Linked DNA regions of Homo sapiens: region 1 is linked to region 2. A link is an interaction called in ENCODE POLR2A ChIA-PET data of the cell type or tissue named here. Cell type or tissue: Caco-2. All regions are shown on one strand. Links, peaks and the distances in the headings refer to the core of each region. The heading gives the core; the rest is flanking DNA.

Region 1 (7,749 bases), core at 2,310-7,309, 95 kb after region 2:
CAGAACAGTGTGTCTCCAGCAATGGAGGGACAGAACAGTGTGTCTCCAGCAACGGAAGGACAGAACAGTGTGTCTCCAGCAACGGAAGGACAGAACAGTGTGTCTCCAGCAACGGAAGGACAGAACTGTGTGTCTCCAGCAACGGAGGGACAGAACAGTGTGTCTCCAGCAACGGAGGGACAGAACAGTGTGTCTCCAGCAATGGAGGGACAGAACTGTGTGTCTCCAGCAACGGAAGGACAGAACAGTGTGTCTCCAGCAACGGAGGGACAGAACAGTGTGTCTCCAGCAATGGAGGGACAGAACTGTGTGTCTCCAGCAACGGAAGGACAGAACAGTGTGTCTCCAGCAATGGAAGGACAGAACTGTGTGTCTCCAGCAACGGAGGGACAGAACAGTGTGTCTCCAGCAACGGAGGGACAGAACAGTGTGTCTCCAGCAATGGAAGGACAGAACTGTGTGTCTCCAGCAATGGAAGAACAGTGTGTCTCCAGCAACGTTCATGGGCTGGAGGGCTCTGCTTCTAGATTGGCCTGCTTGTGCTGAAATAAACCTATCCCTGTAACCAACCACTTTGCTTTGCTTTGGTTTCAAATTCACCAAATAACCTCTGGATCTGAATCTAGGCCCCTGAGTGGACCTCTCCACAAATTTCCCTGTGCAGATGGTGATATTTACAATAAGACGATGTTTCCCAGGCAGGAGCAGTTTGTCTTGGTAAATTCATAAACTGGCTTTGTGAGGCACATTGGTCCCACCCGCGTCTAAGCAGCATTAACCAGCTGTCCTGAGGCTGCTGTCTCCTAGGTCAGGAGAGTCCCAAGGCCTCCAATCTGCAGAAGTGTGAGGCCAGCCCCACGGCCCACAGAGGCGCCCAGCAGAGCTGTCTCAGGTCAGAGTTGATTAGACCCAACCTCCCCGCCAAGGGATCCCTGGTCACAGTCACACAATTACCTTTTAGCCCGGGGGTCCCAGGCATTCCATCAATTCCTTTAAATCCAGGGCTTCCTGGATGGCCTTGCTCCCCTGTGAAGCCAGCATCTCCTCTGTCACCAGAGAGACCTTTCATGCCCACAGGGCCAGGAGCGCCTGTGTCCCCAGGGTCCCCTCTATCACCAGGCAGACCTGTCAGGAAGAGGAGCAAATCAAACAGGGTGGACAAACACACACAGGGGAAATTTCTCTTCTGCTTTTACGGCATTGAGTGTTCAGTAAGAAAAGCTCCTTAGAAGGAAAGTGGAAAACCACCATGTTGGGGTGAGTTTCCAAAGTGTGGCCGGAGCGGGACCCTGGGGCTGGCCTTTCTGGAGAGGTCTGTATCTGGAGGTTGAGGCTGTGCTGGCGGGGTGCCAGCCAGCATGGCTTTCCCACTGCAGTCTTCAGAAGCCAAGGGACAAAGCTGTGTGGATGCTGATGTGAGTGGGGGCCTTGCCAGCTCTGGCTGGGGCATGGTCACTGGGGTTAGTCAAGAGCTGGCCTGTTCCTCGCGAACATCACTGGCTCCAGCCCGGAGTTAGTCCCGGGGGACCCTCCAGCTGCCCATTTGCTGCTGCTGCCCTCTCTGGTCTCCGTGCTCCCATCTCATCACTGCTACTGTCGTGAGCTTGGCAGCTCCCGCCCACAGCTGTCCTCCCGCCTCCCCCGACTCCAAGCCGTCCAAGGGCTGCCTGCTGGGTCCCTAAAATCCCTTCTTAATGCATTTCTCTGTTAAAAACTCCCAAAGGCCCCCTCTGCCTCGGGGCTCCAACTCCTTAGCTCCAGCATTCACTGCTCCCAACCTTTGGCTCAATCTTCTTATCTAAACCCCCAGCCCCCTCAAATCAGGCTCTCTTCCCCAGCCGGTTTGGGGATCACAGGCTCCAAAGTGTTCCCTGGGCAATTCTGCCTCTGCTGGGGTGGTCCCCCTTTCCTAGAGAGCACCCCACATTCCAGTCCCAGCCTTCTCCCCGCTGGCACCAGGTACTTCTCCCCTTGGGCTTGCTCTGACCTGCCTGTCCCCGCCTCCTCTGGGTCACCGGGGACCGCGTGGCCTTGTCACTCTGCTGGCTTGCCCAGGCCAAGTGGGAGCCTTTTAATGTGTGTGTCTCTCTCCCCACCTAAAGTGTAGGCTTTAGTTCAGGACAGGCTTTCCCATGGGTCTCGTAAGCACCACACGACGCTGTGTTCAGCTGATTCTCAGTAGTTGAGAACCAGCACGGCCCTGTCGATACTGAGATAGGAGCCTGAACCTCCGGTCCAGGTTTGCTACCCCAGGAAGCCAGTGGCTAGTGCGGCAATAGGGGAGCGGGCCCTACCTGAGTCCAGCCCCCAGCTCTTGGACACAGGCGAGGCCCCACATGGGGGAAGCCAGTGTGTATCTTCAAGTGGAGTGGCAGTTCCCTACCAAGATCTGCTAAGGTCCTGGACAAAGCTGTTGCCTGACTGTGGCAAACCAGAGAACTATAGTAAGATTGAGAGTTTCCATGGAGACAACTCCTTATTAAGCAACTGCGTCTTTCCCACTTTACAGTTACGGTGTCCTTTGGTGACATACAACACTTCCTTAAAAAGCTGTTTTTCTGGACAAAACAAAAAGGGGGGAAAGTACATTGATTCCTCCAACCAGCACTGACAGTTTCCCTGGACCGTGAAGTGTAGGAGTCTGGGAACTGGCTGTACTGAGTGTGGGAGAGCGGCCTGGGCAGTGGTGGGCAATGCCCATGGATGCTGTGCCCTGCCTGCCTTCTGGGCCACCTCTGCCACCTGCCTTGGCCTGTGTGGTGGGCATGCAGCCGAGCCTCCCCTCCCCGCTCCTCTGCTCCAGCCCATCTACCCCAGGTTTCCCTGACGGAGCCACCTGCCTTTCCAACCCACACCCTGCACTTTCATAAAACCATTTCTCCTCTCCACATCAGAGCAGTGATTCTGAACTTTTGTAGGGGGAATTTCTTTCTTTTTCTTTTTTCCCGATGAGACCTTCCCTAGATCCTTAATATATACAACAGGTACAGAGGATGAGCCGATGTCTCAGGCTGTTTGTGTCTCCTTATTAGGTGAAATACATGTTCTGGTTTGGGAACCCCTGCACCTCTTAAGGGGTTCCATGGAACAGACTTTGAGAGCTCCACAAGAAGACAGTGCTCATTCTCTTGGCAGGACCAGTGAGGACCCCACTCGTTTATGGGAGGGCTGGGGTCTTACCTTCACGGCCTGGGATTCCTGGCAGCCCCAAGGGCCCCTCTTGGCCAGGAGCTCCTGGGAATCCATGCAGTCCTGGAGGCCCATACAGGCCTGGCTGGCCGGAAGGTCCTGGGAGGCCTGGCTGGCCCTTCAGCCCTGGCATCCCAGGCATCCCTTGGCTTCCTGCAGGAATCAGAGACAAGAGCTGTGGGGGCCAACTCTGGACTGTTCATCACAGACAGCATCTCCCTCCACACACTCATTCTGTAAAAAGAGCAATTCATGCTTTTCTGGACTCTAGAGAATCAGGAAAACACAAAGAAGTATAAAGGATAAAATCAGGTAAGGCACACCATCACCCAGCGGTAATGACTACCACTGGGAATTTCCTTCCTGCCCTTGTCTATTCCTATAAATAACTAGACATTTGCAGAGTTGACATGGCACTATAAGTATAGTTTTAACCTAGTTTTCTTCACTTGACATTATATTTTGAACATTTTGCCACATTTAAAAATAGTCTTTGCAAACATTTAAAATAACTACATGAATAAAACTCTATCATCTGGACACATTGAATGTATTCCATCGCATCCTCCCCATTTTTTTCACTTTTGCAAACAGCACTGTCAGGAATAGTTGGGGAGTTTTCTTTTTTTGCTATGTTTATCCATGTCCATGTCGTAGGTAATTTCTTTAGGAAACTGCCTGAGAAACTGACATCGTGTATCAAAGCAAACACTAATTTAATGTTGTTTAAAAGATACATCGCACTGATTCAGAAAGTCTAAACCCATTTATTCTACCAGTGTTTCCCCAGCACTGAGCGTTAGCACTGAAGCAAAATGGAACCCTGGCAGTCATGATGCAGTGAAACGTGGTGTCGGGGGATCCGCTTGCTTGTTCTTCATTATGATCTACGTTTCTTTCTCCTGGTTATTGATTTTGGTGAAGTTTTAGTTCTTTGCTCATATCTTTTCTTTCTTTCTTTCTTTTTTAAATGGAGACAGGGTTTTGCCATGTTGCCTAGGCTGGTTTCAAACTCCTGAGCTCATGCGATCTGCCCGCCTTGGCCTCCCAAAGTGCTGGGATTACAGGCATGAGCCACTGTGCCCGGCCTCTTTGCTCCTATTTTCCTCTGGGGAGTTTTATATTTTCCTGATAGATTTTAGTATTCCTCATATACACTGACGAATTTTCCTTCATATCTATTGTAAAGTTTATTCTGCTGCTCAAAGTTTAATTTTGCTTTCCACATGCAGGATACTAACCTTTGTATTCAAACTTCATATGGTGTGTGTGTGGGTGTGTGTGCACATGTGTGATTTCTTCTCTTCATTTTAAGTTTGGAATATCCTGTCCTGCCCAGTGGTCAGACACTAAGGGCATCTGTTTTCTTCTAGTTTTTAACACTAGCTCCCTGGACCTCCTTATATTCAGGCATTTCCCCCTCTCTTCGTGAGCCTGACGCTTGTCGCAGCTGCTCTCCGATTATTAACACCGGAGGTGCACACTCCTGCCACCACTTTACAGTCCACACACTCACGTAGCCTCACAGCCACCCTGCAGGTGTGCAGGGCTGGTCCAGGACAGGGAGGCAGACAAGCCAGGGGGGTGCACAGGAGGGGGCAGTGACAAAAGGGACCCGGTCAGTCTTGGACCAACCCAGAACCGAGAGTCAGGCTGCTGACTGCGCACTGTCTGACCACGTCAACCTGCAGCGAGGAAGAGGGCTGACTGAGCAGGAGGCGCACTCGAAGCCGAGGTCTGAAATGAGATTCTCTAAGATGCACGGATGCATCGGTTCTCACCTCCTCCTGTAGTACTGTGAGAAATGAGGACACTTCTATTTTTTGGTCTTCTATCTTTAGAGTGAAGAGCTCCAGGGGAAATGGATTGTTAGTGGGTGCTAATGGTTGTGAAGAGTTGGCAGGCAGCACTGCAGGCTGTAAAGGATTCGCAGCGATGGCAGGTCCACCCCACTCCTGCTCATTGACAAGAACAATGGGGTGGGGATCTGACAGACACCAGGTGACATTCATAACCCAGGGACATGGACTGTGGGGGAACTTGGGGGCTGAGCAGGCGAGATGGCCTCAGCAGGGGGCAGCAGGGCTGGAGACAGTCTGGGCGTGCTTCTGAGCGCTGCCCTTCCTCCCCTTCTGGAAGTGGACAGCACGGTCTCCGGGTGAATGTGCACGAATGCCCGATCCTCCGGCAAGGACTGCCTTGCAAAAATCAGGCACCGAGGTGCTTTGTGATTATTTCTTTAGAGCTGAATGTTTCAGGTCAGTTTCCACTTATAGACTATCTGTTAAAAAAGGAACAACTGCTAAAAATCAGCCTCCCTCAGTGAAATCACATCTCATTTGTGGACGTCTGCATTACTTCATTCCGAGAGTTCTGCTCAGAAGCGCAGGGTGCACCTGCGTGTGTTTGTGGCCGTCCTGCACAGCCAGTCGAATGGAAGCAGGACCCGCTGCACGCTGCTCCTGTAGCACTGGTGAGCGGAACTGAAACTGAAGTAGTTACTTGGAATGTTGATGCTTTGGGAGTCAGGATTTTTACCATCCAAAACATTCTGCCTAACAAGGCATATGAAGCTTGTCATAAAGGTAACATTGATCATGGTAAAGACCTTAATAAGACATCGAAAGTAAGCCTGCTTCCATTTGTTTTCATGCTCAAACATTCTGAAGCCTGCAGGAAGTAATTAAGTTTTAAAAAAATTCTACCAGAAGTACCCTTATGTCAAAGAGCTTGGGGCAGGATTTTGACAGCTGGGTTGCAGAACAGGTCGATGGTGGACACTCGAGTCACCTACGTATGTCCTTCACTTTGCCTTCTGTGAACTCATTTAAGTGCCTTCCAGGAAGGCTGACACACAGAGCCCCACCTCTCAGCGCCGAGTCCTCAGTTTCTGCAGACAGCGCTGATTTGCATCTTATCTTCCATAAATGACCTGGAGAGTCAGTAGGACTGGAAAGGGGAGATCTGGATGGCCGAGCACGAGGCCTCCCCATCCTCGTAATTTCACCCAACAACCTGCTCTAGCTGGCTTGGTTCAGGGTTGGATGTGTATGTGTGAGCATGCATAGGCACGTGTGTGTATGTGAGTGTGTGATCATGTGTGAGCGTGCATAGGCACGAGTGGGTATGTACGTGTGTGTATGAGTGTACGATCATGTGTGAGTGTGCACAGGCACGTGTGTGGGTATGTACGTGTGTGTGATCGTGTGTGCACAGGCACGTGTGTGGGTATGTGCATGTGTGTGATCGTGAGTGTGCATAGGCACGTGTGTGGGTACGTGTGTGTATGGAGTGTGTGATCATGTTTGAGCATGCACAGGCACGTGTGTGGGTACGTGCATGTGTGATCATGTGTGAGTGTACACAGGCACGTGTGTGGGTACGTGCGTGTGTGATGTGTGAGTGTGCACGGCACGTGTGTGGGTACGTGCGTGTGTGATCATGTGAGTGTACACAGGCACGTGTGTGGGTACGTGTGTAAGGAGTGTGATCATGTGTGAGCATGCATAGGCACGTGTGTAGGTATCTGCATGTGTGTATGTGATCATGTGTGAGCATGCATGTGCATGAGTGTGACCGTGAATGTGTGTGTGTGTGTGTGCATGCATGCACTCTGGCCATCTTAGGCTCTTCCTTGCTCTCTCAGTGAACTGTGGCACCCATGGGCGCTCCCTAGTATCAACAGCTGGGGGCACTGATCAGTCTCATCATCATCAAAACTCCCCTGTCCTGGGTCCCAACCCTTCCAGGCCTTGCTAGGAATCTCACAGGCTCATCCGAAAACCAATTCATGCTCCTGAGCTTCATGGGTTCGCCTGCCAGTGGAGGCCTAGCCTCCATCTCGCTTAGGATGCCTGATGTGGGCTGATGGCAGAATCAGGGGAGCGACACCTGCTTCCCACACCACAGAGAAGCCTCTTCGGGCTGGGGTTGGCAGCAGGGACTAACGACAATGCCATCAACAGATAAACAGTGAATGCACCGAGTCACAGTTTTAACCCACATTTTCTTTTCTTTTCTTTTCTTTTTGAGACAGAGTCTCACTCTGTCACGCAGGCTGGAGTGCAGTGGAATGATCATAGCTCACTGCAATCTACAATTCCTGGGCTCAAGCAATCCTCCCACCTCAGCTTCCCATGTAGTTGGGATTACAGGTGCACAGCACCATGCCCAGTTAATTATTATTTTTTTTTTGTAGAAATGGGGTCTCCCTATGTAGCCCAGGATGGTTTTGAACCCCTCGGCTCAATCAATCCTCTTACCTTGGCCTCCCAAAGTGTTGGGATTACAGGTGTAAGCCACTGTGCTCAGCCTCATTTTTGATTTGGAACACTGAATGGCAGGTTGCAATGATCTAGCAATCCCCAGCCTGGGGTTCACCCAGTGTGAACATTTGCTGTCCATGGCATCATCTTTCATTAAAGCTCGGGGCTCGGGTTCCCAAAGCCGATTTGGCATCAGTTGAACCCTTAAAGCCACCGGGTGCCTTGTCACTCATGAAACCAGGGATGCTCTGTCTACTTTGATAGAGATACATTGATAACACTGTAAACAACATTA
Region 2 (7,749 bases), core at 1,259-6,258:
TGAAAAAGGAGCCAGGGCCAGATGATCCTGCCAGCGGAGGTCACCACGGAGCTTCCCCAGAGGCTGCACAGAATGAAGTGGCTTGCTGGGCAACAAGGCTCTGAGGTCAGGGCTGACATGGGGGGTGGAAGGGTGAGGATCAGAATCAGCATCTGGTGACGTCAGCCTGCGTTTGGGAGCCACCCAGAAGTTCCATGTGTGTCAGGGAGAGGCTGGAAGGGCAGATGGTAGCCCCTGGGGAAGGCATCCTGTCCAGCGAAGAAATGCGTTCCTTCTCCTGCAGGTTGTGAAGAGCAGCAGCAGATTTAAATTTAGTAGCAGCAGATACATTGCTTCAAATTCTGGTTTTGAGTCATGTTGAAGCCAGATACACTTTTTGCTCAAAAGTAGAAAAAATGCCCCTAAGTCCAGCATAATGGATTTGCTGAGTGCACTGTAGCCATCTGAAAATACACGGATGTGTGCAGCACAACCACACTGCACACCTTAGAATGTGGAATGATTTTGCACACCAATTCCTGGTGATTCCACTGAGGAAGTAAAGATAAAGGACTGTGCTGTCTCTTTCCTCTCTGGACTGCTGGGGTCCTTGTCCAGGTACTGGTGGGCAGCTTGGACCCGTGGAGCCTGTGGGAACCGTGGCTCAGCTCTGTGGCTCCTGCCTGGTGTACTTGGTGGGGGACATCACCTCTCACGATCGGTTTCTTCTGTAAAGCTGGAGGACAAAGCTTACTTCCCAAGGCTATTGTGAGGATTAGGTCTGATGAATGTATCTTCCAATGCTATTGTTGGGTCTTTTTTTTTTTTTTTTTCCTAATGTGTAAGTAGTCACTTCAGATCTTAATTAAGGAGTGGTTCCTGTCTGCAGATTTTGGGGGGGTCTCTGTGCCGTGTGAGCTAGTCTGTGACACCTGCGTGGCTCTATCTAGGAGATGGGAGTAGATCCCCTCTGCTAAAATTGATTGAAAAATTACAGTGGCTGATTGGTTAGCGTCCTTGAAATTTGTAAAATCTGCAACAAACCTAACTCTGATGTGTCTTACTTCACATTGTGAATATGCTCTTCTATTGCCTTCTCAGAATCCACGTACAGTTAGTGAGGGATTTTGGCTTTTTTAACAGGTAAGACTAATTTTGGTGCACATTGAGTATGTGCCACAATGCTTTACTAAATCCTCTGGATCTTTAAAGGTATGTTAGTTCTCAGAGGCTGCAGAAACACAGTACCACCAATCGGGTGGCTTAGAACAATGTCAACGCCTTGTCTCCCAGCCCTGGAGGACAGAAGTCTGAGGTGTCAGCAGCGTTGGCTCCTCCTGAGGCTGCGTGGGAGCCTCTGTCCAGCCTCTCTTCCGCTCCCGGCACCTCCAGTGTGCTGGGGCTGGTAGATGGCATCTTCGTCTCAGTGTGGCTGTGTCCAAATCCCTCCCTTTAATAAGGGCACCCGCCTATTGGATTGAAGCCCACCCTAATGACCTCATTTTAACTTGATTGCCCTGTAAAAACCTTATTTCCAAGTAAGTTCACACTCTGAAGTACGGTGGGTAGGATTTCAAAGTATCTTTTTTTGGGGGGGCGGGCACAATTTAACCCATAACAAAGGGCATCTTTGCTTCTGAACTATTAGCTGATTTAGTCTTCCTACCATTTAATGAAAATTCATTTGCAATTACAGTTGTGCTATCATTTCATTTTAGTGTTTATCTCTAAAGAAACTAAATTTAGTTCTTTATTTTCTTTCCTTACTCTTTTGTGTTGTGAACATATCATAATTTAATTTTTATATGGCTTTTTAAGTGGATGTGACTCTTGTTTCTTTTCTTCCAGCACTTTAGATCCACTCTAGAAAATGACATACGGTGCATCGCATAGAAGTGGGTAAAATCCTAATTGCAGAGGAAATTTTTCTTAGTCAAGTGCTGTATTTTAAAAATAAATGATTAGATCTCTCACAGAGTAATCCTCCCTTACATTCTGAAAAGAGCTTGCAGTCTATCCAATTGAACTGACCTTCACTGATGAAATTAAAGTGGAATTCAGCTGGAGAGCAAGTACCCAAATGGAGAAGAAGAAAGGCAATCCCTCTGGGTGGGTTTGTGGTTTTCAGCTGAGTGTGGGGATTGTGAACAACGGATATGTCCTCATGCAGAACATAGGGCCTCTGTTTCTTAGGAGTTACAGACGTGGGGAGAATTCATCCATCTTTCACCCAATTATCTATTGTTTGTCTTCAGAAGGTTTCTCTTTTCTCTTTTCCTTTTGTTAACTTGAGGGAAAAGTGCCTCGTCGGCCAGGCACGGTGGCTCACACCTGTAATCCCAGAACTTTGGGAGACCGAGGTGGATGGATTACTTAAGGTCAGGGTTCGAGACCAGCCTGGCCAATGTGATGGAGCCCCGTCTCTACTAAAAATACAAAAATTAGCTGGGCATGGTGGCGTGTGCCTGTAACCCCAGCTACTCTGGAGGCTGAGGCAGGAGAATCACTTGAACCTGGGAGGTGGAGGTTGCAGTGAGCCGAGATGCGCCCCTGCACTCCAGCCTGGGCTACAGAGCCAGACTCTGTGTCAACAACAACAAAAGGCGCCTCTTGTCGATGATTAGGGTCATAAAATAAGACCTGTTTTAATAATTTAGTATTCAACTGCCTTAGACTAAAAAAGACAGGATCCCTTAAGACCTGGGTTAAGGTCCTGGACAGCTAATAGGAAGTTGTTTCGGATGTCTCAGCATTGCTGTGTTACCCTCTTGGGTTTACATCTGACATCAATCACCTTTTCACTTCTTCTTTTTTTTTTTTTTTTGGATGGCTCTTAAGTTAGCTTAGCCCTTACTATAGCATGGTCCAGACAGTTAGAGTTCTCAGAAGCTACTTTGAATTCTTCAGCTGCTCTGGTAACAAAACCATGAGTGTGCCTTTGAGTGAAGGGCTTCCCACAGAGCCTACCTCCCCGCACTTGGGAGAACTTCCTCCGTCTCTGCTGTCCACACTGCAGGAGTAGACCCTGCAACGGAGGGACACCCGGAGGCTTTGCCATCAGCACCCTGATGCAGACGACGTGGACTCACAGAACACGGGCAGGGGGTCGGCTCTGGTGGGCATTGCCGGGTGCTGCGGCTGGGTAGGGACCCTCTTGCCATCTGCCCTGCCTTTGCCTGCAGCATCCCTCACTGGCGCAGAAGGTCTGGTGCAGACACATGGACATCTTCCTGCCCTCTTTTGTACAATGTCTTTGGTGCCGTCTCTTTAACTACAGTGATCAGCTCACTCCTTGCCTGCTTCTTGACTGATTTTCAAGTCTTGAGACCCTCCAGGGTGTGCCTTGGGAGGGGATGTGTCTCAGGAAGGACTTTGAGGGGCTTCAAGGGACAAAGAAAGAAGGATGCAGGGGTCAGCATGGTGGCCGGGCATGCTCCTCGTCAGAGGCAGGGTCCGGCCTCGGGCTCCGGTTTGGGGGCTGCCCTGGCCCCTCCCTGCTCCTTGCTCTCTGCTCTCCTGGTATAAACACTTCTTTTCTTTCTAAGCCCCAGGCTTCACCGGGGTGCCCCTGAACTCACAGGACACCTCTTCAGCTTTCCTTTAAGACTTTGGATCCTGAGGGTGTGGCCCATTTCTTTCAGAACTCTTCAGGTGTTTATAACCCAGTAATCAGGACGCTTTTCCACTGGGTCCCTCAGTCTGAGAACATCTTAGAAATGCGAGTTCTCTGACCCCCAGCCCAGGCCTGCTGAAGAAGTGCTGGGTGGAGCTGGGCTGCCTCTGTTTTAAGGTCAGCTGGGAGCCTCTGCCCTGGGCTAATACCTGGGTTTATCTCACAAATGGTCCCTGGTCCCATCCCCCAGGCTGGGGGCCCTGTCTATCCATCCATCTCACATCGGCTCCCCCACCAGACATCTTTGCTCTTGTTCCAAGCAGGGCAGGTGTGCTCAGCAGGGGAACCAGCAATTTTGCTCCCGCAGCCTCATTTATTTCCAGTGTTTGAGATGCCCATCATCCGCACGATGTTTGCCCCAGGCTGTGTTCCTGTTTCTGCTTCTCTATCCACAGGCCCTCAGCAAACTTCTTCCAGGAGGCCTGGCCTCCCCCAGTTCTAAGCATCACCGTGTCTACAGTGCTTTTGAAAACATTCAGAAAGTATAACAGAGTGAGAGAAGGGTCCTCCCCTCACACAAGTCCCAAGTTTCTAGGATTTGAAAGACTTATGTTAAAAAGGTTTTAAAATAGTTATATATTTTCCTCTTTTTGTTCTTCTACCTCCCTCTAAATGTAGGCAATTCCTTCTTTATTCTTCCCCATAGTTTATTATTATTTTCATTTTTTTTTTAGTCGGAGTCTTGCTCTGCCACCCAGCCTGGAGTGCAGTGGCACGATCTCGGCTCTGAATGAAGGAAATGAATGAAGGAAAGGAAAAGCATGAAGGGAAGATTATGCTTATCTACATGGATATCTGTGTTTAATAAGGAGAATAACAGCTACCAGATGTGATTTGCTGGATAGTGGAAAGTCACAGGACTCAAATACCTTTCCTAACGGCCTGCTAACTGCAACCTCTGCCTCCCGGATCCAAGCGATTCTCCTGCCGCAGCCTGCAGAGTAGCTGGGATTATAGGCACACCTTGGTAATCCGCCCGCCTCGGCCTCCCAAAGTTCTAGGATTACAGGTGTGAGCCACTGCACCTGGCCCTTCCCCATAGTTTAATACTTTAGGCTTAGGTTTTTCCTTTAACAGTTCAAATTCCCCTTGCTAAGCCCTAGGAACCGTCCTTTGCAGACGGAATAAGGAACTATTCCAAAGTACTTGCTGGCCGGACACAGTGGTGCAAACCTGTAATCCCAGCACTTTGGGAGACGGAGGCAGGAAGATCTCTCGAGCCCAGGAGTTCAAGACCAGCCTGGGCAACATGAAGAAATCCCGTCTCTACAAAACAAAAACCAAAAAACAAAAAACAAAAATTAGCCAGGTGTGGTGTACACCTGTAGTCCACACTACTTGTGAGGCTGAGGTGGGGGATGGTTTCAGCCTGGGAGGCAGAGGTTTCAGTGAGCAGAGATCATGCCTCTGCACTCCAGCCTGGGCAATAGAGCCAGACCTTGTCTCCAAAAAAAAAAAAAAAAAAGTTTAAAAAAAACTATTTAGAGCTGCAGTCTCACTATGTTGCCCAGGCTGGAGTGCAGTGGCTATTCATTGGCATGATCATAACTCACTGCAGCTGAACTCCTGGGCTCAAGCAATCCTTTCACCTCAGCCTCCAGAGTAGCTCAGGCCGCCACGCCGGGCTGAATGTTTTTAACATTATACCTACAGGTCTTTTCTAAGTTGTGCAAATTCGTCCATGTTACCTCCTTGACTTGCCTGTCTTGCCAGTACTGCAGCCACTGTCTAGAGCATCAGATGGTCTCTGACCGAGGAGAGAAAAGAAGATGGTTTGTCTTCTCTGTGAAAGCATTGCCTTTTCTGGTGTTTTGTGGATGTGCCCGCCTTGAAATATTTCACTTCTTACTTTTTTTTTTGAGACGGAGTCTAACTCTGCCTCACCCAGGCTGGAATGCAGTAGCGCGATCTCAGCTTACTCAGTCTCCGCCTCCCTGGTTCAAGCGATTCTCCTGTCTCAGCCTCCTGAGTAGCTGGGACTACAGGCACCCACAACCATGCCCAGCTAATTTTTGTACTTTTAGTAGAGAGAGGGTTTCACCATGTTGGCCAGGCTGGTCTTGATCTCCTGACATCAGATGATCCACCAGCCTCGGCCTTCCCAAGTACTGGGATTACAGGCGTGAGCCAAGGTGCTCGAACACTTCTTCCTCTTTACATCTCTTGATTTTGTATTCCTCACTGACTCCAGCTCAAGTTTTCAGACTCATTCAGGCTACAGATATTTATTGAGCATAACTGGGTGCTGAGAACGTTGTCCACCCCCTCTCCCTTTTCCCTGACTCCAGCCCTTGGCAGTGTGGACCACACGCAATGCCTATTATGTCTCGAGGCTTGTCCACACATCTGTCTCATGATGCATGTGGGTCTTTATGTTTGATTCCCCACAAACGGATGGCCATTCCATCCATTCTTGTTCCTTGGGAACAAGAACAGAGGCCTCTTTTCCCCCTAGTCCTCCTGTGCTGCCACAACAAAGCATCCAGACCTGGTGGCTTTGAAGCAGCTACGTTGTCGGGGTATATACCCTGGGGTTCGTTGTCGCGCACCAGGAAAGTTTAGGACACGGACGCACACGAGGAGTTTAGGAGGGGAGGTTTAATAGGCAGAAGAGAAGAGAAAGAGAAACAGCTCTCTCCATAGAGAAAGGGGTCTCCAATCGGAAAAGACTGGCTGGTGGTGAATGCGCCCGGTTTTATAGTCCAGTTTGAGGAGGCAGTGTCTGATTTACATAGGACTCACAAATTGGTTTGATCACGTATGGCGTTTACATAGCATACCAGGAAGGCTGGTCACCCCACCCTAATCTTATTATGCAAATGGGCTTTTGAGTTGATGGGCCATCGGTGCCATTTTTTCTGCTCCTTACATTACACGTGGCTGGCAGAGAAGGGAAGATGCAGCCGCCATCTTGAACGTTTCTAGACCCTAGTTCCCGCTGGCATTCACCCGTGCAAGCTCCCAGCCTGCTTGTCCATGTCTGCAGCTCCACTTTACAGGATGCTCTTTGTTAGAAAATGATCTGGGGCTGCTTTTCATGAAAAATAAAAGCCTTATTGAGGACACTCACACCCTTACTATCTGCCTAAGTGATTTCTTCTTAACTCTTATATCAGCTTCAACAACAGATGTTTGTTTTCTCACCGTTCTGGAGGCTGGAAGTCCAAGATCAAGGTGTCGGCCGGGCTGGGTTCACCTTCCCACCCATGTGAGGCCTCACATGGCTGCCCCTTGGTCCATGTGTCTGTGTCCTAATTACTTCTTATAAAGACACCAGTCACATTAGATTAGGACTCTCTCCAGTGACCTAATTTTAACTTAATCACCCTTTCAAGGCCCCCTCTTCAAGCTCAGGCTCAGTGTGTGGTGCTGAGGGTTAGAGATTCAGCATGAATCTCAGGGGGACTCACTTCAGCCCTAAACACCTGTATTCTCTAAGACACTCGTGCCGTGAATAATAACATGGGCATTTGATTATGTTCTCTCCGTTTTTCACTATTTTTAAAAGATGTGTTTATTTCTTATAGTATTCCAAGCCCTGTGCTCAGTGCCGGGGTCGTAAAGAAAAGACAGACGCGCTTCCTCTCACAGAGGGGCTCAGAATTCCTTCAGGCACCACTCACTTTTGGGATGGGCAGAGCAGGCTAGTGCTGCAGAAGAACAGATTTTCTAAAACTGTTAAGCAATATATGAACATACAATTAAACATTATTCACGTCCCATTGAAATACTGAGGGTCACTGCTGTCTCACTGTCCATCATTACGGCTTTGGTGATTTTTAAGCAGGGGAAGTGGTTTCCACACGGTCTCCATTGACTTTCTCCCGCTTGTGAGTGGATGTTTATGGCTCATCATCTCTCTGCGAGTCAGTTTGCCCAGCAGCCCCATAAAGAGGACAGAGTCCTGGATCCCCCATTTTGATGATTTAAGTTCTTATATAAAATTATAGTTAAAATGTCAGTGAACCCAAAAATATTTTCTACGCTCCAAGCTGTCCTCGAGGCCATTATCAAGTCCCAGTTCCTAGTGCAGGATCCTCTCTCAGACCCCAGATGTGGGCTCAAGCCTCTAGCACTCGACCGGAGATAATAGCAGA

The links. ChIA-PET counts read pairs that join two places held together with the same protein. Peaks named below come from ENCODE experiments on the same cell type or tissue, not always from the same donor. Only the 100,000 strongest peaks of a DNase experiment are listed, where the experiment ranks them.
Region 1: POLR2A ChIA-PET joins it to region 2 with 5 read pairs; 3 of 35 experiments call an interaction of 5 or more read pairs at or near these places.

What each region holds. Positions count from the first base shown.
Region 1 is chr13:110,473,596-110,481,344 of GRCh38, reverse strand. COL4A2 (collagen type IV alpha 2 chain) reads right to left here. Exons shown (of 48, transcript NM_001846.4): 30 at 3,181-3,342; 31 at 955-1,125. Among named protein-coding and RNA genes, the nearest start is that of COL4A2-AS2, 14 kb to the right of the region's middle. RefSeq lists enhancers at 5,333-5,442, 6,013-6,651. In Caco-2, for the core only: no CTCF peak of the experiment used is centred there; no DNase peak of the experiment used is centred there.
Region 2 is chr13:110,567,956-110,575,704 of GRCh38, reverse strand. No RefSeq gene overlaps it. Among named protein-coding and RNA genes, the nearest start is that of RAB20, 10 kb to the right of the region's middle. In Caco-2, for the core only: no CTCF peak of the experiment used is centred there; a DNase peak (open chromatin) is centred at 3,803.